Linked DNA regions of Homo sapiens: regions 2, 3 and 4 are each linked to region 1. The links are chromatin contacts, found by Hi-C or POLR2A ChIA-PET in ENCODE. All regions are on one chromosome and are shown on one strand. The core of a region is the stretch at or near the end of the contact, and the rest is flanking DNA. Distances in the headings are between cores, read along the strand shown.

Region 1 (3,441 bases), core at 661-3,160:
CTCCTGACCTCAGGTGATCCGTCTGCCTCAGCCTCCCAAAGTGCTAGGATTACAGGTGTGAGACACCACGCCAATCCCAGCACTTTGTGAGGCCAAGATGGGAAGATTGTTTGAGGCCAGGAGTTTGAGACTACCCTGGGCAACATAGCAAGACGCCTCTCTCTACAAAAATAGAAATAAATATGCTGGGCATGGTGGCACACCCCTGTAGTTCTAGCTATTCAGGAGGCTGAGATGGAAAGGATTGCTTGAGCCCAGAAGTTCAAGGCTGCAGTGAGCTGTGATCGCCTCAGTGCACTCCAGCCTGAGCAACAGCAAGACCCTGTTTTTACAAAAAAAAAAAAATGTAGCATGGTGTCTGGTACATAAGAGCAATTATTGGAAACCATGTGTCCCCTACTTCATGGCCCCTAACTCTGCTCCTTTTGCCAAGGGGAAATAAGCAGTGCAAGGTAAATCTTTCCACCCCTATTTTCTCAGTTAGTACTGTACCTCATTTTTCCTCTACTCTTTTTCAGTTTGTAGACTTGGTGGCTCCTGCCTCCTCCCCTCCCTGGCTCAGTGAGGACGACCCCCGCCACTGGCTCTACTTTCCAGCTGATCACAGCTATTTACCTGTCCCAGTCTTGAGTAAGGCACAAAATATTTACAGAAAACAGATGTCTTTCAGAGGACTTGCTGCTAAGTGTAATAGTGAAGATTACTTGCATTACTGCTACTTTCCAATCAATTAAAAAAAAGAAATAGAAAACTTTGTATTACAAAGAGATCACAACACGAACGCATTGTTTAAAGCCTCTCCTTTATCCACTTTTTTGCTTGTCTCCCTAAACCATCTGTGATGCTAGCTGAGACTCGAATTTACATAAGAGCCAGAAACCATCAACCCAACCTCTTCACACACTAACGTCTACATTCAATCTCTTTAAAAAAGACTTAAATTTTGGCTCATGTGGGAGGTGGTGGTAGTGGTGGAGACTTAATAAAAGGTGGTTTTGTCTTCCTGAAGTGGAAATATAGCGCCGTCAACATCTTTTCCCCATCTGCCTGTTTCCTCCTTCCCTTTCTGTTTAAGGAAAGTCTAACCACCGCACTTCTCCCCACCTCCCCGCACCTCCCCCCAGGCAAACGCAAGCAACTGAACCGCCTATGATGTCATAATCACAATCCCATTACCTCATCCTGCTGGGGGGGAGGGGGCGGAGAGAGAAGAGAGGGAGTGAACAGCCCTGGGCTATCCTGAGCTTTACAAAGTGTTCTGGGTGAGGGCAAATTACAGAACCAAGTGGAAACGTCCCCGCAACCATTATAAGTCCTGGGTTTTTAAGGTTCAGGCCGATCCGGCAGCTGCAAGAGGGGCTCCTGGGACTCCGAGCAGGCCCTAATCCGCGCTTGGACCACACTTCCCAGCAGCCTTCACGCCGCGGACGGGTCCTTTGCTGGGGGAAGGGGGATTCCTTCGAAGAGGTGGTCGTGGAGGGCGGGGCAGCAGAGCAGGTGAGGGGCACTGTGGCTAATTGCGTGACGCGGCCCGAACCGAGTGGGAGGCTGCAGTTGGGCCGTTGGAGGGAGGGAGGGCAGGGGCGATGCCTTTGTTTACCTTCTTCCGACATGGCCTCCCCCGCGGGTTTCAAGATGTGCCTCCAACTGGGGCCGTCCACTTTCTGCGATATTTTGGAGGGGGTGACTCGTTAGTGAGGAAACCACCCCCATCCCTAAATCAAAGCGCCAGGCTCGTTCCCAACAGCGCTGTCCGAGAGACACTTTGAGAGAGACACGACACGGAGCTGCGCCCTCCATGGGTGGCTTGGGGGGATTCTGCGAGCCGGAGCTGTCCCCCTACTCTCCTCAGGGACTCGTTGGTTCGCGCCAGCGCCTTTTAAGGGCACCGTGGGGCGAACCGAGCGCTCAGAGCTGCTCCGGCCGCGGCCCTGGGAGCTGGAGGAACCGCGGTAGGTGGTGGAGGGCAGGTGGCGCTGGGGCCTCGGGGCGGGCACCTCAACCGTCCCTCCCTCCTTCCCTCTTTCCCCTCCCCCAGCCCGACCGCCCGCGCGGCCGGGCCTCGCTGGCCGCCTCTGCGGGGAGAGCACGGGACCCGGTGGGGGAGGGGGTGGCGGAGTGCTAAGTCCCAGACCCTCCCCATCCCCTGCGTCCTGAGTTCGCTTCCCGCGGCCAGATGATGGAACCTAGTGGGAAGAGGCGAACGACAGCCCCCCTGAGCGAGCCCTGGCGCACCCCCCCCCCCGCCCCGGGGACCAGCGGACGCCCCATGCCCCACCCCGCGGGGACAGGCAGGGCAACAGAGGGAGAGGTTGAAGATTGGAGGGGCCTAGCCTTTTGCTTCTTCATGGGGGTGGGGGGAGGGGTGTTCCCCACTTGTCACCCCTTTCCCCACCAGAACCATATGGAAGAAGAGCAGGCAGATCTCCACCTACCTGTTCATGCAGCTCCCTGCCTTCCTCATGTTTTTCTTCAGTCTCCCCAGGAGGTGTGGGGCTGGGACCTGAGGGGAAGGTCCCCAAAGGGTTTGTGACTCTCCTCCCTGTTGGCCTGACCTGATCCTACCTTGTCTTGGTACAGCACAACCTCAGCATCCCTGAAACAGGAGTGTCAGGGGTTACTGCCATCCAATAGGAGATGGGGTGGGGGTCTGATCTTTATTTTTGGGGGCTGCTGGTGGAGGGAAAGCCTGGACTGAGAGTTAGGTCTGGTGGGGTTGCTGAGAGGGCCTAGCGGCCTGCTGCTCTGTGAAGGGCTGAGCCCCGTGCCAGTTGTTAAACTGAGAAGTTTTAACTTGTTTAGTGAATATTCAGGGCTGTCTCTACCCTTCAGATACACAAAATGGAAGGGGAAGGAAGGCGGCAAGAGAGGGCTTCTTACACTTTTTTCAATGCCTGCTTGAGAAAGAGGAGGCCCCTCGCGGAGCTGGTTTGCCTTCTTTTGTGTCCTGGTTTGATTCCTTATGGCTTCCGTTCTGTTCCCCCTCGCAGCCTGGCCTGTTTTAGGAAACTCAGGCTGAGAGTATCAGTTGCGTGGTGGTAGTTGCATTGTTCCAATTACCACTGTGTGTGGCCACATCCCAACAATTAAAATGCAGAAAAACACAAATTCACTGTCTTGACTTGATCCTAGAGGTGGCTGGGAGTTTGCTGTTTGTCCAAATGCCTCATGAAAAGCTGGAGAGTTTGCTTCATTCCCTGCTCCTCATAGCTGGTTAGCCTGAGGCCTGGGGTCTCTAGGGTAAAATCCTGCACTTAGGTTCCCTCTCTGGTTGATCTTTGAGGGCAGCAGAGTTAAGAAACCAAGAGCAGAAGTGATATAAGCTTTAGCTTCTCCCGTAAGAATATAGGGGAAGCAGCTGAAGAGAGCTCCCCGGAAGCTAGAATTTTGTTCAGGGTGGTAATAATTATGCATGAAAATGATAGTTAACTGTAATGATGA
Region 2 (3,627 bases), core at 203-2,702, 1.3 Mb after region 1:
TCCCCCAGCTGTTTCCCAGCTCTGTTTGAAGGGGAAGGGAGAGGGATAAATGACTGGGTGATTGTGGCACCTACAGCCAGCATCTTTCCTCTCCACATTCTAGGTCACAGGCCCACACCTCTCTCCCTAGTCAAAGAGAGCCTCTGTGAGGGGGTTGAAGGGTGTCTTGGATCTGTGGGCAGGACTTGGGATCTGGGCACAGAGAGGTTGGGGAATTAACAAAGGTCACACAGCCAGGCAAAACTAGGGAATGTGGGGAGTCATTCTAGACAGGACCTTTAGGGGGAGCTCCCTGGCTACAAGAGATTTCCTGGAAGCCCTTGGGTGGGCCCAGGCCTGAACTGAGGAAGTGAGGGCTACAGCCCAGCTGGCCTTGCACTGGAACCACAGGAGTGGCCTTTAAGGGTGTGCTGAAGGACTGATGAATCTTGGCCCTGTTCCCACACACATGCACCACTGGGAATGGGAGTGGGGAGATTGCTGAGCTCTGGGGCCAGCCCTGTTTCCTGCTTTGGATTTGGAATGGGGAGAGCCTTTCTGGGGACTGAAACTGGTGCTTCAGCTTCTCTAGGGGGAAATGGAGAAATGGAAAGGGGGACTGACAAGGGATAGTCCTTAAGGAGTTTATTTGGGAGGCTCTGGGTCCCTTTGTAACTAGGTGGGTGACCTTTAGGAGGGAAGTGCTTTGTGTTCTACAGCTTTCTGAGAGTGGCAGGAAATGGGGCCAGTAGCAGTGCACACTAGTTGGGTTGCACCTGGTGAGAGATTAGGGGTGGTTTCCCCACCAAGGTCTCTGAGCCAGAGCTTTCAGCTGCATGAGCACAGCCTGCTCCCCCTGTGGAGGGGATTCTGGGGTGGGTGTGGTTGTATACTGGGGGAAGTGAGAATGTGGCCTCTCTGTGGGTGAGTGCAGCACCGTGAATTGTGTTTGTAACACTTGAGTTGTGTTTCCCAGGTGTATGTGATGGCAGAACTAGTTTTGCTGCTGGGGTGAATCAGGTTCCTGGAAGGGACTGGACTAACATGGAGAGAATGATGCTAAGTAGTTACAGTCATTATTATATACACATGACTTAGTAGTATAGAACCATTAGCAATGACCAAGACCACCTGTGTGTCGAGTGCTTACCATGTGCCTGGTGCTGTGCTAAGCACCTCACCTGCAGTGGCTCATTTAGTCCTGTCAGAACCCTGCAAGTTCATGCTGGTTTGCCTGGTGTTTGTTTATTGTGCCATGTTGGGTGGGGTATAATTTTATTCAAGTTGGAAGATGCAAAACAGCTTTATCCCTCTCTTAGTTACTGGGGTGCAACTTATGGCAGCATTTGCCCCTGTCATATTCTATACTTGGGCTCCTGGTCCCATCCTTTTGCCAGTATGGGCACCATTGTGTTGTACAACGTAGAGACCTAATTTGACAATGTTCTTTGAGGTAGTGGTGATGGATGATATGACTATATGACTTTTTTGCTTTGTTGTGTGACTGTTGTGCACCCAAAGTATGTAACTCCCTACTGCTGTGTGGTTGAGACCAGCTACTATATGACTCATTTTGTGTCCCGGTGATATTGTAGGTGTCTAGTGTAGGGACATCTGTTGTGGTATGGTGAACTGGTTGTGAATAGTGTGACTGTATGTTGTATCATTAGGTGTGTCTGACCCTGTTGTGTCCTGTTCTGACTTGTGTCAGAGACTGTTGTGGTGTCACTCCGTGTGGTGAGCGTGCCTCCTTTGTGGTGTGGGTGGCCTATGGTGGTGCTTCCTTTCACAAATTGTGTGTCCGTGTGACACCCCCCCCCCCCTCAGCCGCTGTGCCCCTTTGCGGGTCAGTGTGTTGTTTGACCTCGGCCGCGGGTGCCCCCACCCCTGCCGGCCCCGCCGCCCCTCCCCCGCACCGTCCGCCCGCGCCGCGCGGCGATCGATCGCCATTGATTGTCCCTGACGAGCTGCTCCACTTTCCAGCCAATGTCAGGAGGGGGGATCTCCGCCGCCCTGGCGGTGTCATTTCCACACACTCCCTGGGCTGCCGCCAGCGCGGGCGCCTCGAAGAGCCGGCCTGGATCGCCCGGAGCTCGGGCTGGACCGCCCACACCGCGCGAGGAAGCCCCCGATGGCGTGGCCCGACCCCAGTCTGCCGGCCTGCCCGCCCTAGGCCTCTGCACCCAAGCCCCCTTCCCAGCGCTGGTGGATGTTGTCACCACAGGAGTTTAAGCTGGGCCGGGTATGGGGAGGGACGCTGTGTCGGGTGCGCCCTGCGCTTGCCCTGGTGGGGGCGCGGGGCTGTTTCCGGCGGGCGGAGGCGCCAGCAGGCCAACTTTGCCGCGGCCCAAACAGATGCTAATGATTTTCCGGGAGGCGCCGGTTATCTCTGGCCCCAGCCGGCCGGTGTGCTGGGACTGGGCTCCCGGCACAGACACCACCTCGCCCCCCACCCTCACCCTCCTGAGCCCCACCTAATAACCACTTGTCCCCGAGTGGACGGGTTGGGGGGGCGTCGGGGGGAGTCCGCAGGCTGCCCCGGGTGTCCTGGAACTGTTGCTGTGTGGGATTATTTGCGCCTCCTCCACCCAGGATGCTACCGTCTTTCTGAGCACTTCGCAAAGCCAAACACACACCCGAGCACGGGAAACTGAGGTTCATAGAAGCTCGGCCCAAGGTCATGCCGACCCATTCCCTGCTCAGCTGAGTGGGTCACCCTCTGAAAACCATCCCGTCGGAGGACCCGCAGCCCCCTGTCCCCTTCTCGCTCAGGGGCCTGAGCCAGTTTCCAGACTCCCCGGTTGGAAGTGCTGACGTGGCTCTGGGCAGCTGTCTGGGGCCGGGAAGCGGGGCAGATGTCACGCAGCCCAGGGGAGGAGGCGGCTCCGCGGGGAGGACAGGCTGGGCCTCAGGCCTGGCAAGACTGCCTCCTCCCCCTAGGGCCTGGCTCTGCCCGCCTGGGGCTGGGGCACAGCCATGGGCCAGGCTGACCTGCTTCCAAGTCTAGCTCCAGCTCTTCGGTGTGGCTACCCGCAAGTGCTAGAGCCTCTCTCAGCCCCTTTCTCTCCTGCTAGAGAATAACAGCACCTGCTTTGAGTGGGTGTGGTCCTCTAGTGAAAGAGGTGTGCAAAGCCCAGCCCAGTGCCGGGCACACTGTTCCTGCTCAATAAATATCAGCTGCTAATATTACTGTTGTTGTCTCTGCAAGTAGGAACTTGGTGTGTCTAAATGCAAAACTGAATCCTGAGGGTGCAAACCAGCTTCAGAGGTCGTTCCAGCCAGCCTCCTGCCTCACTGCCCCTGGCCCTCTGCATTTCTCATGCCTGTCTAGCTTTGTGCCTTCCTGCTGCACTGTCAGCCCCTCTTGGCTTTGCCTACTGCCAAGCTGACCCCTCCTCCGTCTCTAATCCATGTGGTTCCCTCCTATCTGGCGGCCACATTGGGTCCCTCGAGCAGCACAGCCCCCTGGGAACAGCAATCGATGGGGCGGAACAGCCTCCCTGACAGATGGACCCACGGAGGCTGGGCTGCTTCAGCAGAGCTCCCTAGGAAACCGGAGACAGGAGCCGAGCCACCATGGCTGCCTCCTAAATAGAAATGAAAGGCAGTGGGCAGATGAGGAGGAGGAGGAGGCCAGAGCTTCCAACC
Region 3 (3,491 bases), core at 945-3,444, 1.8 Mb after region 1:
TCGATGGTTACGCCCTCACCCTACCAACTCAGTAAAAGGGGAGTGGTCAGGGAGCGTACTGAGAATGTGTCCTAGCATCTTTTCTTCCCTAGCACAGCCTTCATATGACCCAGCTGCCATGAGAAGCTTGCCTCCCTTCTAAGGGAATTACCCCTGCCTTCCACTCCATCCTCACCTTGCCCTGCCCAGATTAGAGGCACGGAGGCATGTACCACAGGCCTGAAAAACTGTCCAGCCAAAAAGCCTGACTGCCTTGAGTACTATCAGGGTGTAGTTATGGACGTGCCTGTTTCTGCTCTTCCCTCTGCATTAGTGCTCTGCAAAGGGTGGCTCTTACCCTCAGATGGTCCAGAGGTAGTTTGGGGTGTGCATGGATCACCTTCACTCTTCAGAGGCAAACAGACAATGCTGCTCTTCTCCAACAGCCTCTGAAGGACACCACCTACTGACTGGTTCTGAGATGTTTGCTGCCCCAGAGTCTCCCACCTGCTTCTTCCTCCCCCTCAGTCCTTTTTTGTAGCCTCTCAGCCTCCCTTCTCTTAATGCTCTTAGCACCCTTTCCTGGGTCTCTATTTACCCTGCCCTCCCTTTCAGCAACTCCTTCCCAAACCACTGCATACTTCTCCTTTCTTTCCAATCCCTCCTCCCTTCCCAGCACTTTCGCCCTCCATTGAATCCCTCAAGCCTCATTCTGGCCCCACTCCTCCCCTCACCCTCTATCCCTGCCCTCCTCAGATCTGCCAAACACCTCAGGCCTGGCTGCCTCTGTCCTGTTCCTACCAACCTTCTGACCATGCCTCTGTGCTCCTTGGGACCTGGGCTCACATTTTCAATCTCTTCTCTCCTATTAGTACAGCTCTGTCTAGAGCCATGGTTCTTCTCTACCTTTCACAGCTGTCTTCTTTCCCACTTATATGAGTTTCTTTAAGTGTGAAAATTAAAAAGTGCCACTTAAATACAATGATTAAGTCATAATAAACAGTACAAGTTGTACTTATGTGAGACATACCACCCATACACGTTTGATCTTCGAGAACCACATCTCAATCTGCCCATGGCCCATTGCCTGACACTAAAAGATGCTCACAAGAAGTTGACTATAAACTAACTTCTTGGTCTAAGATCCTAAACTCTTGAGAGGGAAGGTTTCAATACATATGAAACCTTCTTGGCAGTGCAGGGATGAGGAGAGTAAAACTGAAATGAAAGTCAGCAAATAGTGAAGGTGTGAAATAGGCAGTGACTCTCACACTGAGACCTCCAGGGGATGTTAAATTTTCATTTCGAAGCTGATAGTCTTATCTGGGAAGCCTAGAGAGTAACAAAAGTTGTAGGCATATACTTATATTAGAGTGGTGCAAAAGTAATTGCTGTTTTTGCCATTTAAAAAAAAAATGCAAAAACCACAATTACTTTTGCACCAACCTAATAGCAAGCAAGGGGAGGAATATGGAGAGAAAATCAATTTCTAAAATGAAAAATAAAAAATTTTTTGCAAGTAGGACTTGCAAGCTCATTCTAGGCCTTGCTCTGGGAGCTTTTCGGTAACTTCTCTTCCTGTTGGAACAGAAGAAGGAAACCTTCAGGACAGAAGATTCTGTCCCCCTTCCCCCTCCTGATGTGAATGAAGTCTCATTACACTCTAAAGTACTGGCGGGACTACTTGTTGCAAGGTTTATGGGGAAAAGTAGCCAGAGAGCAATCCAGTTATCAGCCTCAGCCCCATTCCGCTCAGGTACAGCTCGGGAAGTAAGCCCCCAACCCTAGTTGGGTCTGGACCAACAAGACACGAGGAGGCAGCAGCCCACAGCCGACCCCTCATGCCACGCACTGAGCAGGGTTCCGCATGGACGCTGGTCTTGCCTCCCAGGCGCCTGAACTAGCGGAGTTGGGGTATCGGGTGGAGTCTCGGAGAACCAATCCAATCTGAGGGGGACGCCTGTGGGAGTCCTAAGTATCCAGCGCAGCTGGGAGGCCCACGTTGGGAAGTCGGAGACCGACCCCGCCTCCCGACTGCGCCGACTGCAAGAGAGCGCTTCCGGCGGCGCTTGGAGGCCGAGCAGTTGGGGGCGGGGCTCGTGCTGTGACGCAAGCCTCGCCTCGCCCCGCGCCGCGCGCGTTGCCAGGGTGATCAGGTGACTCCCGGTTCGCGGCGCTGGGAGCGGCCGTGACGTCAGGCGCCCGGCTGCTCCTCACTTGCTCTGAGACAGGTGCGGCAAGTCTACTGCGGGCTGGTCCGGGCTCCTCAGGTTCAGACCCGACCGTTATCCAGTCGGTTCGTGGAGAGGAGAGGTGAGGTGCAGCGGACCTGGCCCGACCCAGCTGGGACCAGGGCGGGGATCAGGCACGGACAGGGCGCGTCCCCGGGCTCCCTGGGGAGCGCCCTGAGAACTGGGGGGCACCCGGGCTGGCCTGGCTCAGGCAGGGGTTCGCGCAGCCCCTGGGGAGGGGCAGGGAGGCAGGGAAGCTGCTGCCGCCAGCTGGATCCCTCCCGGCGCCCCGCGGCTACTCTGGGGCTCCTGGTCGCCGCGCCGCGCGTCTCGGCGGTGGACTCACAGGGTCTCCGCGTCGCTGCGGTTCTCGTCTCACGAGGAGTCGGCGGGCTCGGAGCGGGGCTCGCCACACCCCGTCCCGGGGGACGTCCGCGGGAGGCTTCTGGATTTCTTCGCCTTGGGCTGCGATTTCTGAGGCGCTGCTCTGCCTATTCCGAGCTGGGCCAGCCGGGGGCAGGGGGCAGGTCGCGAGTCCCGCGGGTGGGAGCGGAGCGGAAGTAACTAGTGACTGGAAGTAACTAGGGAACGCAAAGCCGGCGCTCGGAGGCCGGGGTGTTCAGAGAAGGCGTTGCGGGGGAAAGGAATCCCGGCTGCTGTTGAGAGCCGTGGATTGGGATCTGAGCGGACCTGTTGGAGGAAGTGAAATCTGAGCGGGGTCCTGACGGGTGGGAACTAATCTCCCGGTAGCAGTGGAGGTTGCAGGGGGGAGAGAAGGAGGGGAGGACCCCTGGGGAAGGAGACCATGAGGAAAAACGATTTGGGGACTGACTGGACCGTCTGCTGGGCTGTTTTGGGGGAAAAAAAGTTTGGAGAATTAGGTTAGGGAGGATTAGGAAAGGACCCTTGAGTGCCCACCTGAGAGGCACTGTGTGCTGTGGGGAGCCATTGAAACGTTGGCTAGATTGGGGTAGGGGGAACACTGAGGAAGTTGGTGTGAGGGGAACACTGAGGAAGTTGGTGTGACATTCCGGCAAAAAGGTGACAACACTCTTCTCTGATGGGATTCCTCAAACCCTGCTTATGAAATACTTGTAACCGACAAGGGTAGGGGCTCAGGCAGCCAGGTGCCTTTTTCAGCCATTGTTGGCAAATTTTTAGAAATTAAACAAAAAATAATTGTACATATTTATAGATTTATACAATATGATACATGTAAACTTTGTGGAGTAACCATGTTAGCAGATTTTTAAAAATTCCTTTTTATGAAAGGACCCACCC
Region 4 (3,169 bases), core at 115-2,614, 1.1 Mb after region 1:
GGGCTGGAGTAGAAGGGGCGCCCTCTAGGGACCAGGACCAAAAGCGGATAACAGGATGATGCTCGTGGTACCTAGGATGAGACTGAGGCCTTGGGAAGGGAGAATTCAGTTCCACAGATAAACTGAGACTCAGCTCTAAGTGCTGCCCTCAAGGAGCAGCCAGTCTCATGGAGGAGGCAGTCCACAGTTAGCACTTCTAACATGTTGTGTGCCTTGATGGGGAGACATAAGGGGATCTGGGGCTCAGAGGAGGCCCCAACCCAGCCTGGGGAAGGGTCAGAATCACTTCCGGAGAAGGGGATGTTAGACCTGAGATCTGACTGCTATATAGGGTGGGCCAGAAGAGGGATAGAGAGAAAAGCACTCTGGATGGTGGGGACACACATGCCAAGGTCAGCTGCCAAGAGGAAGACCTGGGTACCTTCAGGGAATCAAAGGCAATTCAGTGCCTAGAGCTCCATATATTTTGTTGAATGAGAGCATTAGGGTAGCAAATAGGACAGGTCTCTCTCCCCTTTCCCCCACATTCAACTTCCCAGAAGGGAAGAAATTGTCTAAGAACAACTTAGAATGAGAAGTAGATGTGAAGCCAGTTTTATTTCTGAGATGGAGATACATCCTAACCTTCTTATCAAGACAGGAAAACAAAACCAGAAAAACCATGAACTCCAGATGGCCAGGATTCTATCATGCCTACCCAGGTAATCTGTGACTGCAATGCTTTGCACCCATTAGCTGGGGTTTGATTGAGAAGGCAAAAGCTAAGGCATGTAAAGTTCTTGGAGGCCCCTAAGTTAGCGCTGGCAAGGGCCAAATCTGCGCTTACTGCATTCAACACGGCACTGCCTTTGACTCTCGGGAATGGTGTCCATAATAGAAGGGATGACAGTTTCTCTGCCTGCACAGGAGGGCCATGGGAACTCAGTGACGTCATCTCCACTGAAAATGGGGAAACTGAGGCTCAGGGACTCTCTACCAGCTCTTGCAGCAACCAGGCAAACGGAAGGGAGAATATGGCTTGATTTTAGTTAAAATTCCCTGGTTCAGGAAGGTCCGCCCCTTTTTGGCTCCACCCCTACCGACTGAGCCCGGCCTCCTCCTGATGACGCCATGGGCCATGCGTTCTAGCCACGGCCCCCGCATCGGAACAGGTTCTGGCCCCGCCCCCACCAGTGAGGCATCCGGCCCCGCCTCTCCCCAAACTCCTCTGGCTGCATACCACGTTCCTCAGCTGGTGGATTAGTTCCTCCTGAGACTCAATCACGTCCCGCAGTTGATCTAAAGCGAGACACACAGATCCTGACCCCGCCTTCGACCACCCGAGGGGCGTCGCCATCTTCCGCCCCCGCCAGCTAGTTGGAAATGGCTGCCTCGGGGGTGATCCTCGCCGTCGCCCACCAATGAGAATGCGACGCCACAGAGCACCCTGGCAACGGGGGGCGGGGACTTCCTATGTTAGCGGGGCGAGGGGCCGCCTCTTAAAGGAGCCGCCTGGAGCGGGGAAACTGCTGACAACCCTTAAGGCATTTAAGTTTACAGGAAATTGCGCTTTTATTGCGTCTTCTGTTTCTCACGCAGTCCTGAGAAGCCGGCAGGGCCCGGCTTGTACTTTCCTTGCCTGCGAGCAGGCAACACTCAAAACAGCAGCCCTCAGCCTTCACCCAGGGCCTGTTAAACTGCATGACCACGAAGCAAGAGCCAGCATAGGCAACTCCTGCATCTTTAGCTTCTCATGCCTCTTTCTCCAAATCTTTATCCTAATCTCCAAATTTCCTCCATTGTATGAGATTCCAGCCTCCTGGAACACACTTAGTACTTAGGGGTCCTAAGCCTAAGCACGGAAGATAGACGAAGATAAAAAATGAGAATGGCTACACCTGAGATCAAAGTCTTCATACTCTGATACCAGGCTCTGGGCACTAGAGTCTGCACTAGAGTCATGTGCCACCACCCGAGGAGGAGGACCCTGAAGAGATTAGGAGGACTGAAGAGGGCTTGAAGGAGGAGAGTTTAGTAAAATGAAGTCAGGGAAGGATACGGTGATTACGCACACTCACCAAGTCTCTATTGAAGGCTTTTTTTTTTTTCTTGGAAACCCAAATAAGATTAGGTTTGGAGAACATCAGAGCGAATATATATTGTGTTCACTATTTCGTGGCACCGTTATGTTTATATTATTTCATGTGACCCTCATGGAACTCCTATCAGCCCCTTTTTACCTAGGCTCTATGAGAATGAGAATGAATAACTTGCCCAAGGTCACTCTAGTAAGTTGTGGAACGGAGTTCTGCTATGGGCAGTTTGGTTCCAGGGTCCGTGTTTTTGTTTGTTTGTTTTTTGAGATGTAGTCTCGCTCTGTCGCCCAGGCTGGAGTGCAGGGACGTGATCTCGGCTCACTGCAAACTTCACCTTCCGGGTTTAAGGGATTCTTCTGCCTCAGCCTCCCAAGTAGCTGGGATTACAGGCGCCCGCCACCACGCCTGGCTAATTTTCTTATTTTTAGTAGATACGGGGTTTCACCATGTTGGCCAGGCTGGTCTCGAACTCCTGACCTCAGGTGATCCGCCTGCCTCGGCCTCCCAAAGTGCTGGGATTACAGGCATGAGCCACCGCGCTGGGCCTGGAGTTCATGTTCTTAACCAGGATGTTGTGCTGCATTTGTGTTGCACGTCATGGGTGGAAGTTATGGAATTTGATACCCCCAAGTAGGAAATGACTATACTAACAAGGAGTTTGGAAAAAAAGTTACCAGTGACTATGAAAGGAGGCAGAAAGCTCAGGGTAAGTCATTCAAGCCGCTCCCCAAAACCCCCCGGGGGGCCTGACAAACTTGGCCATCCCTGTGGTTCTCTCAGCGGGAGCCCTTGTTTTGTTTCTTGCGTTTATTTTCATGGACTTGGAGACAAGGCCATCTCTGCTGACCTCTCTCTCTTTTTTTTTTTTTTTTTTTTTGAGACGGAGTCTTGCTCTGATGCCCAGGGTGGAGTGCAGTGGTGCGATCTTGGCTCACTGCAAGCTCTGCCCCAACCGGGGTTCACACCATTCTCCTGCTTCAGCTTCCCGAACAGCTGGGACTACAGGCGCCCGCCACCATGCCCGGCTAATTTTTTGTATTTTTAGTAGAGATAGGGTTTCACCATGTTCTCTTTTTTTTTTCTTTTTTTCTTTT

Evidence for each region. Hi-C counts contacts between places; a loop is a spot of excess contacts on that map. ChIA-PET counts read pairs that join two places held with the same protein, here RNA polymerase II (POLR2A). Pooled maps may share reads with other maps.
Region 2: a loop to region 1 is called in a pooled map, with 4 times the contacts of the local background. The contact joins the enhancer-like site here to the promoter of FAM53C in region 1. A Hi-C loop is called at or near these places in 1 of 50 pooled maps. POLR2A ChIA-PET finds 5 or more read pairs at or near these places in 3 of 52 experiments (GM10248, WTC11 and activated T-cell).
Region 3: a loop to region 1 is called in a map of B cell, with 8 times the contacts of the local background. The contact joins the promoter of CYSTM1 here to the promoter of FAM53C in region 1. A Hi-C loop is called at or near these places in 2 of 168 maps with a recorded cell type or tissue (B cell and naive thymus-derived CD4-positive, alpha-beta T cell) and 6 of 50 pooled maps.
Region 4: a loop to region 1 is called in a map of CD4-positive, alpha-beta T cell, with 3 times the contacts of the local background. The contact joins the promoter of SPATA24 here to the promoter of FAM53C in region 1. A Hi-C loop is called at or near these places in 3 of 168 maps with a recorded cell type or tissue (CD4-positive, alpha-beta T cell and naive thymus-derived CD4-positive, alpha-beta T cell), 3 of 37 single-sample maps with no recorded cell type and 9 of 50 pooled maps. POLR2A ChIA-PET finds 5 or more read pairs at or near these places in 1 of 52 experiments (PC-9).

What each region holds. Positions count from the first base shown.
Region 1 is chr5:138,336,356-138,339,796 of GRCh38, forward strand. It overlaps FAM53C (family with sequence similarity 53 member C), which reads left to right and starts at 1,911. Exons shown (of 5, transcript NM_016605.3): 1 at 1,911-1,952. LOC100128966 (a long non-coding RNA gene) reads left to right here. Exons shown (of 4, transcript NR_146628.1): 4 at 519-791. It also overlaps a transcript of CDC25C not described here. RefSeq lists enhancers at 1,061-1,140, 1,311-1,790 and silencers at 1,871-2,220, 2,271-2,360.
Region 2 is chr5:139,635,564-139,639,190 of GRCh38, forward strand. No RefSeq gene overlaps it. Among named protein-coding and RNA genes, the nearest start is that of CXXC5, 11 kb to the right of the region's middle. RefSeq lists a cis regulatory region at 90-925, silencers at 735-954, 1,401-1,695, 1,945-2,364, 2,815-2,864 and an enhancer at 2,834-3,400. Within about 2 kb of position 1,453, at least 36 of the 41 ENCODE cell types and tissues checked have a DNase peak (open chromatin) inside an H3K27ac peak, as active enhancers do.
Region 3 is chr5:140,172,994-140,176,484 of GRCh38, forward strand. It overlaps CYSTM1 (cysteine rich transmembrane module containing 1), which reads left to right and starts at 2,195. Exons shown (of 3, transcript NM_032412.4): 1 at 2,195-2,292. RefSeq lists an enhancer at 1,773-2,002 and a silencer at 2,293-2,582.
Region 4 is chr5:139,402,725-139,405,893 of GRCh38, forward strand. It overlaps SPATA24 (spermatogenesis associated 24), which reads right to left and starts at 1,365. Exons shown (of 6, transcript NM_194296.2): 1 at 1,220-1,365. The coding sequence starts at 1,336. RefSeq lists enhancers at 729-1,302, 1,128-1,357, 1,303-1,875.